2 separate regions of the Homo sapiens genome follow, and region 1 is linked to region 2. The links are chromatin contacts, found by Hi-C or POLR2A ChIA-PET in ENCODE. All regions are on one chromosome and are shown on one strand. The core of a region is the stretch at or near the end of the contact, and the rest is flanking DNA. Distances in the headings are between cores, read along the strand shown.

The links. A loop is a pair of places that touch in the nucleus more often than their neighbours do. ChIA-PET counts read pairs that join two places held with the same protein, here RNA polymerase II (POLR2A). Pooled maps may share reads with other maps.
Region 1: a loop to region 2 is called in a pooled map, with 5 times the contacts of the local background. The contact joins the promoter of NRARP here to the promoter of SNHG7 in region 2. A Hi-C loop is called at or near these places in 2 of 50 pooled maps. POLR2A ChIA-PET finds 5 or more read pairs at or near these places in 2 of 52 experiments (activated CD4-positive, alpha-beta T cell and activated T-cell).

Annotation. Positions count from the first base shown.
Region 1 is chr9:137,300,748-137,304,327 of GRCh38, reverse strand. NRARP (NOTCH regulated ankyrin repeat protein) reads left to right here and starts at 2,057. Exons shown (of 1, transcript NM_001004354.3): 1 at 2,057-3,580. The coding sequence starts at 2,400. The coding sequence ends at 2,744. RefSeq lists silencers at 1,498-2,137, 2,820-2,899, 2,970-3,029, 3,150-3,199 and an enhancer at 1,840-2,758.
Region 2 is chr9:136,726,608-136,730,553 of GRCh38, reverse strand. It overlaps SNHG7 (small nucleolar RNA host gene 7), which reads left to right and starts at 2,370. Exons shown (of 5, transcript NR_024543.1): 1 at 2,370-2,673; 2 at 3,468-3,508. LOC124900276 (cuticle collagen 2-like) reads left to right here and starts at 2,370. Exons shown (of 5, transcript XM_047424334.1): 1 at 2,370-2,673; 2 at 3,468-3,508. SNORA17A (small nucleolar RNA, H/ACA box 17A) reads left to right here and starts at 3,675; the gene lies at 3,675-3,807. RefSeq lists an enhancer at 1,023-1,172 and silencers at 1,620-1,789, 1,943-2,622.

The DNA.
Region 1 (3,580 bases), core at 808-3,307, 570 kb before region 2:
CGCCTGGCCCTCGCCAGGGGCCGCTGCCGATTTCACGCCCGTGGCGGGGCCCCGCGTTCCCACACCGAGCTCACACAGGGCCCCTTTGTTTGCCGCCGCCACGGATGCCGACGGCACTTTCTCCCAGGCCCTGCTCCTGGCCCACAGCATAGCCAAATGCCTTCTCCAGGCCCGGCTTGAGCCCACCTGGGCTTCGGCCTGTTTGCAAACCACCCACCCTCCAGGGGAGGCCCTGTGCCTGTTGAGCACCAAGGGCTCTGCCCACCCCCCAGTCATGCCCTCTGCCTCTTGCCAGTCTAGCCTGGCTGGGCCCTGGGCATATGCACAAAATCCATCAATGCCCAGGACAGAGCTCCTGCCCTCCTGACAGTGAGCTCAGAGCACCCTGCACACCCAGCCCTGGTCTGAGGTCCAGAGACACAGCCAGCACCAGGGACCAGCAGGCAGCCCAGCGGCTCCCCCTCCTTAAGAGGCCAAAGGTGCCCAGCAGAGCACGGCAGGCCAGGCCATGCCATCCCTGCCCCGGGCCTGGGCTCCACAGCGCCCATCTCTGTTCTGCTGGGGGCCTACTCCGGGACTCCACTGTGTCCTCACCTGCATATTGGGGAGCACCCCTCCACCCTCCGTGGCCCCCTTGAGAGCTCCTGGGAGAAGCAGTGAGGCCCAAAGGAGAGAGCTGAACAGAACCAGCGGGATCACGGCCCCAGGAAGACCAGAGCGAGCTCTGAGCTGTGCCTTTGAGGGACAGAGGTTCCCAGCCCACCAGGAGGACCCCAGGGCCTCAGGACCCTGCTCCGGTCAGCCAGGGTCTGTCCCGAAGGGAGCCTGCCCAGTTTTTCCTGCCAGTATGGGCACAGCATGGGGTGGGGACACACCCCTGTGGGGAGCCGGATGTGGGGACATGGAGCTGGTGGGCGGAAGCCTCCTCAGACAAGGCCTGGCATGGGGGTCTCCCCAGCCCGAGCTCAGAGCTGCCTGCGCGGAATTCCCGGCTTGGCTTCAGAAGGAATTCAAGCCCCAGCCTGCCTGGCCTCCTGCTCCGCGCCTGAGAATCACTCCTCCTTAATTTCCAACGACCACAGCGAGTTGTAAACTGTAAAACTCTAATGAGGAAATGCGCTGTGCTTCCCCTGCTAGTGCCTCCCGGTCAATTGTTAGAGTGGTCAATAAAAATGGGTTTTACAGTTTGGAAGCCAGGCGTTTCAGAATTCCCTTCTGGCCCTGGCGCCACACCTAGCCCTGCTCACCTGGGCAGGACCTATGTGTCCCGCATGCTGGTGCGTGGGCAGCAGAGGGAGGCAGGCCGCGGTCCCGACCCTCCCGCTGCGCCCCGGCCCGGGGCTTCCTCCCGAGAGGACAGCGGAACCCCCTTCACCGCCAGGCGATAGAAGCCGCGGTGGCCGGCCGGAGGCCCCTCGCATCAGTACGGTTGGGGCACACATAGGCTGAGCCGGCGGCCATGAGGCTGCCCGCGCGCGGGAAGGACCCGCGTGGCTGAAGGCCCCACGTCAGGGCCTGGAGTTGCCACCCGCGTGGACGGTGAGCCCGGAGGCGCGGGCTGGCCGGGGTCGCCGCGCGCCTCTCCGCTCAGAGGGGTCTCTCCTTCGCCACGGGCCTGAGATGCCCGCGAACCCCCTGCCCGGGAGAGGCCGCCCTCGGGGCCACCTGGCGGTCGCGCTCGGGTACCGGGCAAGGCCTGGGTCTGGCTGCTGAGGGAGCTTGGAATTCCCCGGGTGGCCGGAGGGAGAAGGGGCGGGACGACCGCAAAGAGACGCGGAGCGCCCGGGGGGCGCGCGGACGGCGGCGGCGACGGAGCTGGACCCCCCCGGCGGCCACCTGGCCTCCCCCGCCCAGGCGCTGCCGGCGACCAGCGCCCCCTGCCGCGAAGCGCGCCGCCGCCGGGACCCGCCCCCGGACCCCTGCGCACGGCACCGCCCACGCCCCGCCCCCATGTGGGCGCGGCCCAATCCCGGGGCCGCCGGCGCGCGCGTCACGGGCTGCCATTGTTATGCAAATATAAAGAAGGTAAAAGGCGCCCCGGCGCGGCGGGCGAGCTAGTGCTGCGGCGCGTGGGGAGGCGCCTTGGGACCGCGTGGGAGCCGCAGCCGAACCGAGTAGGGACCGGGACCGCGCGGCGCCGCCGTCCCCGGCCGGGCCCGGCCCCCGCGAGCCGAGCGCGCGCCCCCGTCGCCCACCCGGGCGCGGCTGGATGCGGCGGGGTCCCCGCGGCGGCGACCCCCGGCCCCGAGCGCCCGGAGCGCCCAGAGGCGGCGTGCGGGGCCCGGGGACGCCGCGCCCTCCATGCGCCGAGGCGCGCCCCGAGACAGCCGGGGGCCCGCGCCGCAGCCGCCGCCCGCGCTGAGCCCCGGCCCGGCCCGCGGCCCGCGCCCGGCGGCAGCATGAGCCAGGCCGAGCTGTCCACCTGCTCCGCGCCGCAGACGCAGCGCATCTTCCAGGAGGCTGTGCGCAAGGGCAACACGCAGGAGCTGCAGTCGCTGCTGCAGAACATGACCAACTGCGAGTTCAACGTGAACTCGTTCGGGCCCGAGGGCCAGACGGCGCTGCACCAGTCGGTCATCGACGGCAACCTGGAGCTCGTGAAGCTGCTGGTCAAGTTCGGCGCCGACATCCGCCTGGCCAACCGCGACGGCTGGAGCGCGCTGCACATCGCCGCGTTCGGTGGCCACCAGGACATCGTGCTCTATCTCATCACCAAGGCGAAGTACGCGGCCAGCGGCCGGTGATGCCCGCCGGGACCCCGGACCCCGGCCCTGCGCCCGCGTCGTCTCTGCTGTACCTTCCCGCCAACTACCTCGGTGCGCGCCCGGCTCGCAGGCCCCGCCAGAAGGCCCGTGGCCACGGCGAATACGGCGCGTGCGTCCCGGCCCCAGGGTCCGGCAGCCCCGCCGGCCGAGCGCCTCCCTGCGGCCTAGCCGGGCCCGGCCGGGCCGGAGCAGCTTCCCACGGCCCCCACCCGCTCGCCTGCCCGCCGCCTCGCGGGTGGGGGCGGGGCGCGGGCTCCAGCCCCTTTTGAAATTTGAGTCTCGCAACCAGCAAGTTCGGAATCCCGAGATACCGGATCCTCTGCGCAAAATGTTTTCTCCCGAAGGTGAAAGGCGGGCGGCGGGAGCCGAAGGCGGACTCGGAGCGCTCCGCCGCCGCCTTCAGGACCCGCCCGCAGGCCCGGGACGCGCCGATGCCGGCTGCAGCCGAGGAGCAGCCCCGAGGTCCGAGGTCCGCGCCGCTGGCGCGCGGCCGAGGAGACGCTCGGCTGTTCGCTGTTGCTGGTGTTCTAAACTATTTATCTTGTGTGTGTACATTTGTGGGTGGAGTTTGTGCGCCTGGTTTTTTTGTTTGGAAAACACTGCGTGGTCAATGTGGTTATGGGGGGGAGTGATGCATTTTTTTCTAGTCTTAAAACTAAAAACTTGAGTCTACCATTTCTTGGTTGCACTGAAAATACCGCCCAGCCTGATGGTGTTCCCGTGCTGTCCCTCCCCCTTCCCTTCTCCCCGCGTCTACCTCCCCACCCCGTTCTGTTCCCCCTCCCTCCTTCTCCCTCTCCCTCAAATCCGTGAGT
Region 2 (3,946 bases), core at 1,121-3,620:
CCGCACCTAGCCTGGGCTGACCTGCACAGAAGTGCCATCTACCTACCCTCTGACCTCTGTCATGTGACCTGGGGCAGGGGATGTGACATCTCCACCTTCTAAGTACCCCACTGTCATGGGGTAGCTCCTCTCTCAGGTGCTGGGGCTCAGGTCCTCTCCTGGGTCTCAGCAGGTCATGGTCTGCTCCGGGGCTATGCATACTGGTTTCAGTAAGTGCTTGGTAGATCTACCCCGCAGCATGGAGCAAGTGCTGGGTCGGGTGCAATGGACTCAGTATCTCTGAAGGAGGAGATGTCTCTTGCCCTCTCTCCACAGCTAGAGCTTTCACTAGCTACAGAGCTACAGCCAACTCCTGCACCAGCTCAGAAGGTAGAGCCAGCTCCGGCTACAACTCGGGTGCTAGTTCCAGGATCAGAGCCAGCTCCAGCAACAGCTCCAGCAGCACACCCAGAGACAGGGGCAGCTCTGGTCACTTCTGTGCCGGCTCCACTATAGCTCCAGCATCCGCCCTCTAGCCAGGACCAGTTCCAAAACCATTTGCATGGTTAGGGCCAAATATCAGCATCAGGTTCAGAAAAAGAGCCAGGGCCAGCATCAGCTACAGGCCCAGCTTCAGCACCGCGGCTCACACCAGTGCGGGTTCCTGTACCAGCTCAAGAACTATGGCCACAGCCAGCACAACTCCAGATCTCACTCCAGCTGCCGCACCAGCTCTACCACCTACTCCAGAAACAGAGGCAGCTCTATCACCAAATCTGGTGCCACCTCCGGTGACTGCTCGGGCACCGGCTCCAAAACCACTTCCAGAGTTTCAGCCAGTTCCAGGTGTAGACCTCAAGCCAGTGCCAGGTTCAGAGGAAGGGCCAGCTGCAGCACCACCTCCAGAGCCAGAGCTGGCACCAGATATAAAGCGATGGCTGATTCCACAACCAGAACCAGAATTAGAGGCAGCTCCAGAGCTACAGCCATCTCAGACCTGCACCAGCTTCAGAACGAGAGCCAGAGTTCCTGCCAGCTCTAGAGCGAAATCCAATCAAGAACCAGCTCTAGCACCATATCCAGAGCTAGGACCAGCTCTGACACTTTTCCCAGGGCAAAGACTAGCAACAGCAACACAGCTAGAGGCAGCTCCAGAGCATCGGTCCCCGGGGCAGAGCCAGCTTGTCTCCAACAACCGTGTCAGTGCTAGGACAGAGCCTGCACCATCTCTGGAGGTGGAGCCTGCTGTGGTGCCAGCTCCAGCCCCAACACCAGAGCTAGAACCCAGCCTGCTGGTGGGGCCACACAGGGAGGAGCCTCAGACCGCGCAGTTGCAGCCCAGTTGCAAAGTGTCCTGGGGTCCTGCGCTGGGGCTTTTCTTAGGAGCCCTGGGGTGTTTTCTGGCTTTGCAAAGGCAATGAAAATTTGAGTTGAATTTATCACCAGCTCCTGCTCCCTCTAAGCCAGTACCCGAGCTGGAGCCAGCTCCTATGCCAGCTCCCGCACCCCGGCCTTCCTGGCCTTTGCCTGTGGCTGCAGAGAGCAGGCTGAGCCAGAAGCCTCATCTCCTGGTGTCCCCTCCAGGCCTAAGGCTAGAGCGGTCTGCGCTGTGCAATGCGGAGGCTGCCCAGCCCCAGGACAGCAGCGCGGCCTTCCTCCCGGCCCCTGCGGCTCAGGCCTGTCATCCCCTGCTCTGGAGCTCGCGTCCTGGTCCGAGTCCCGGCGGCTCCACCGTTCGCAGCCCGGCGACCGCGGCGAGTCGCTTGGCCGCGAGGCCTCGGTGTCCCGCCCTGCGCGGTGACCGAGGTCCCAGGACACAGCGCAGACAGGGCGCTAGTCAGGCCTGGCCGCGGTAATCCCGCCTGCCGGGACCCTCGCCCGCCTCAGCACTCATTAGGCGCCTGGTGTGTACCCGCGCCCATGGCCGACACCGGCAGAGCCCCTGGTGGGGAAGGGACGGAGCGCGTCGCGGGAGCCCCATGCTGCCCGGGGTGGGCGCTGCTCGACAGTCACGGGAGCCGCCCCAATGGCTGGGACCACCGGGACCCACGGGCTCGTGGAGCGTCCTCCTGACCCGGCCTGGGAATCCTCCGCGAAAACGGGGAGCCGCGCGTGTCCGTGGCGTGCCCGGCACCCGGCGGGTCGGAAACGGCGCGGCCCTGGCTGCTGGCCCCGTGGGGCGGTCGCGGTGCAGGACACGGGTCACGGCGCTGCCGCTGCTCTGCGTGGCGAACCCACACGCCCGCCCGCCAGCCACTGAGCAGCGCCCACGTGCGGGCGCGGGGAGCTGAACGGCCGGGGACCGCTGGGGGGCGCTGCTTGGGCGGGGCGGATTGACTCTTGCGGGCCGCCGTACGCGCTATAAAAGGCGCGGCGCTTCCCTTCTCGTCCTCTGCGTGCGCCGGAGGCTGCCGTGGCGGGTGGGCCGCCTGACTTCTCCTCCCGGCCAGTTCTCGAGCGCCTCACCGGGCCTCGCCCTGCAGCCTCGCTCTCGCTGGCGCTGCGCGGCCTAGGGGACTGGGCTGCTGGCCTCCGGGTGCGGGGTGGGGGCAGGCTCCGACCTGGGGCGTCCTGGCCGCGCGAGCCGCGGGATGGGGGCCCGGGCCGCGGAGGAGGCGCCGCTGGTGTGTCCCTTGGTGGAGAGGGCGCTGCCGGCCCTGCGCGGTTTCCAGCCAGGAAGCTTCGGGAAGCCTGGTGAGAGCTGAGTGCGCGAATTCGGATCTTAGAGAAAGGCACCCCGTTCACCCACGACCCTTCCGCTCCTGCCGCTGCTTCCCTGAGTCGCTCAGGCTGTGGGAAGATGTTTGTCGGCATCTTTGAAAAATTGATTTCTTATGCTGCGTCAGGTGGTTTCCTTGTCACTGTGGCTGCTCAGCGGGAGGCTGTTCTGGCGGGAGGAGGACTGCTCGGTTGTCTGGTGGGCATTCCGCCTCGTGGTCCTGGTCCCTTGATACCTGCAGGGGATCAGCAGCCCGCGTTTCGTGGCCACTGTGTTGTAACTCCAACTTCCCCTCCCGCAAATTAAGCGTAGAGTAAGGGGAGAGAGTAACATGGGTCGGATTTTTCTAGAACGGCCCTTGTGACAGTGAGCTTTTTGGTGGCAGGGAGCTTCTTTGGTCCGCCTTCCTGGAGACCAGATGCAGCAAAACGCAGTCTTTTTCTTTTCGAGACAGAGTCTCAGTTGCCCAGGCTGGAGTGCAGTGGCGCGATCTCAGCTCACTACCACCTCTGCCTCCTGGGTTCAAGCGACTTTCCTGCTTCAGCCTCCAGAGTAGCTGGGATTACAGGCGCCAGCCACTAGGCCAGCTAACTTTTTTTTTTTTTTTTTTTAGAGAGACGGGTTTCACCGTGTTGGCCAGGCTGGTTTTGAACTCCTGACCTCAAGTGATCTGCCCGCCTCGGCCTCCCAAAAAACGCAGTGTTTATGTGATGCTCCTCTGTGGTGTTTGCAAGATTTATACAAAATTGCGGTTTCTTTTTTTCTCTAGGACGTCTGCTCACTGGAGATGACACGTGCGTGGGGTGTTGGGTAAGTTGGTGCATTGGAGCTGGAACAGGGTCAATCCTCCAATGTAACTAAGCCCTCCTGTGCAACATCTTAAGTGACTGGAGGGACCAGTCGGTCTTGTGTTCACATTGAGGCTAGAAGCTGTCTCCAGGGGAGTAAAAACGGATTATTTAGTCTTCAACAGGACACTGCCCCTAGAGGCGTTGCAGCTGTGGCTGCCGTGTCACATCTGTGTCATTAGGTGGCAGAGATTAGAGAGGCTATGTCTACGCTCAGCGTTCTGCCCCGTGAACGTTTGAATGTTTGATAGTCTCACACTCCTGTTTTGTGGACAGGCATCTGTTTTCCTTCGCTGGTATCTGGGAGAGAGGGTGGGCCCTGTGAGTGGGCTTTCTAACTCTCGCGCTGGGCTAGGCTGGCCTCTAGGGGTCTGAAGGGATAGTGGGAAGGTGGAGGGTG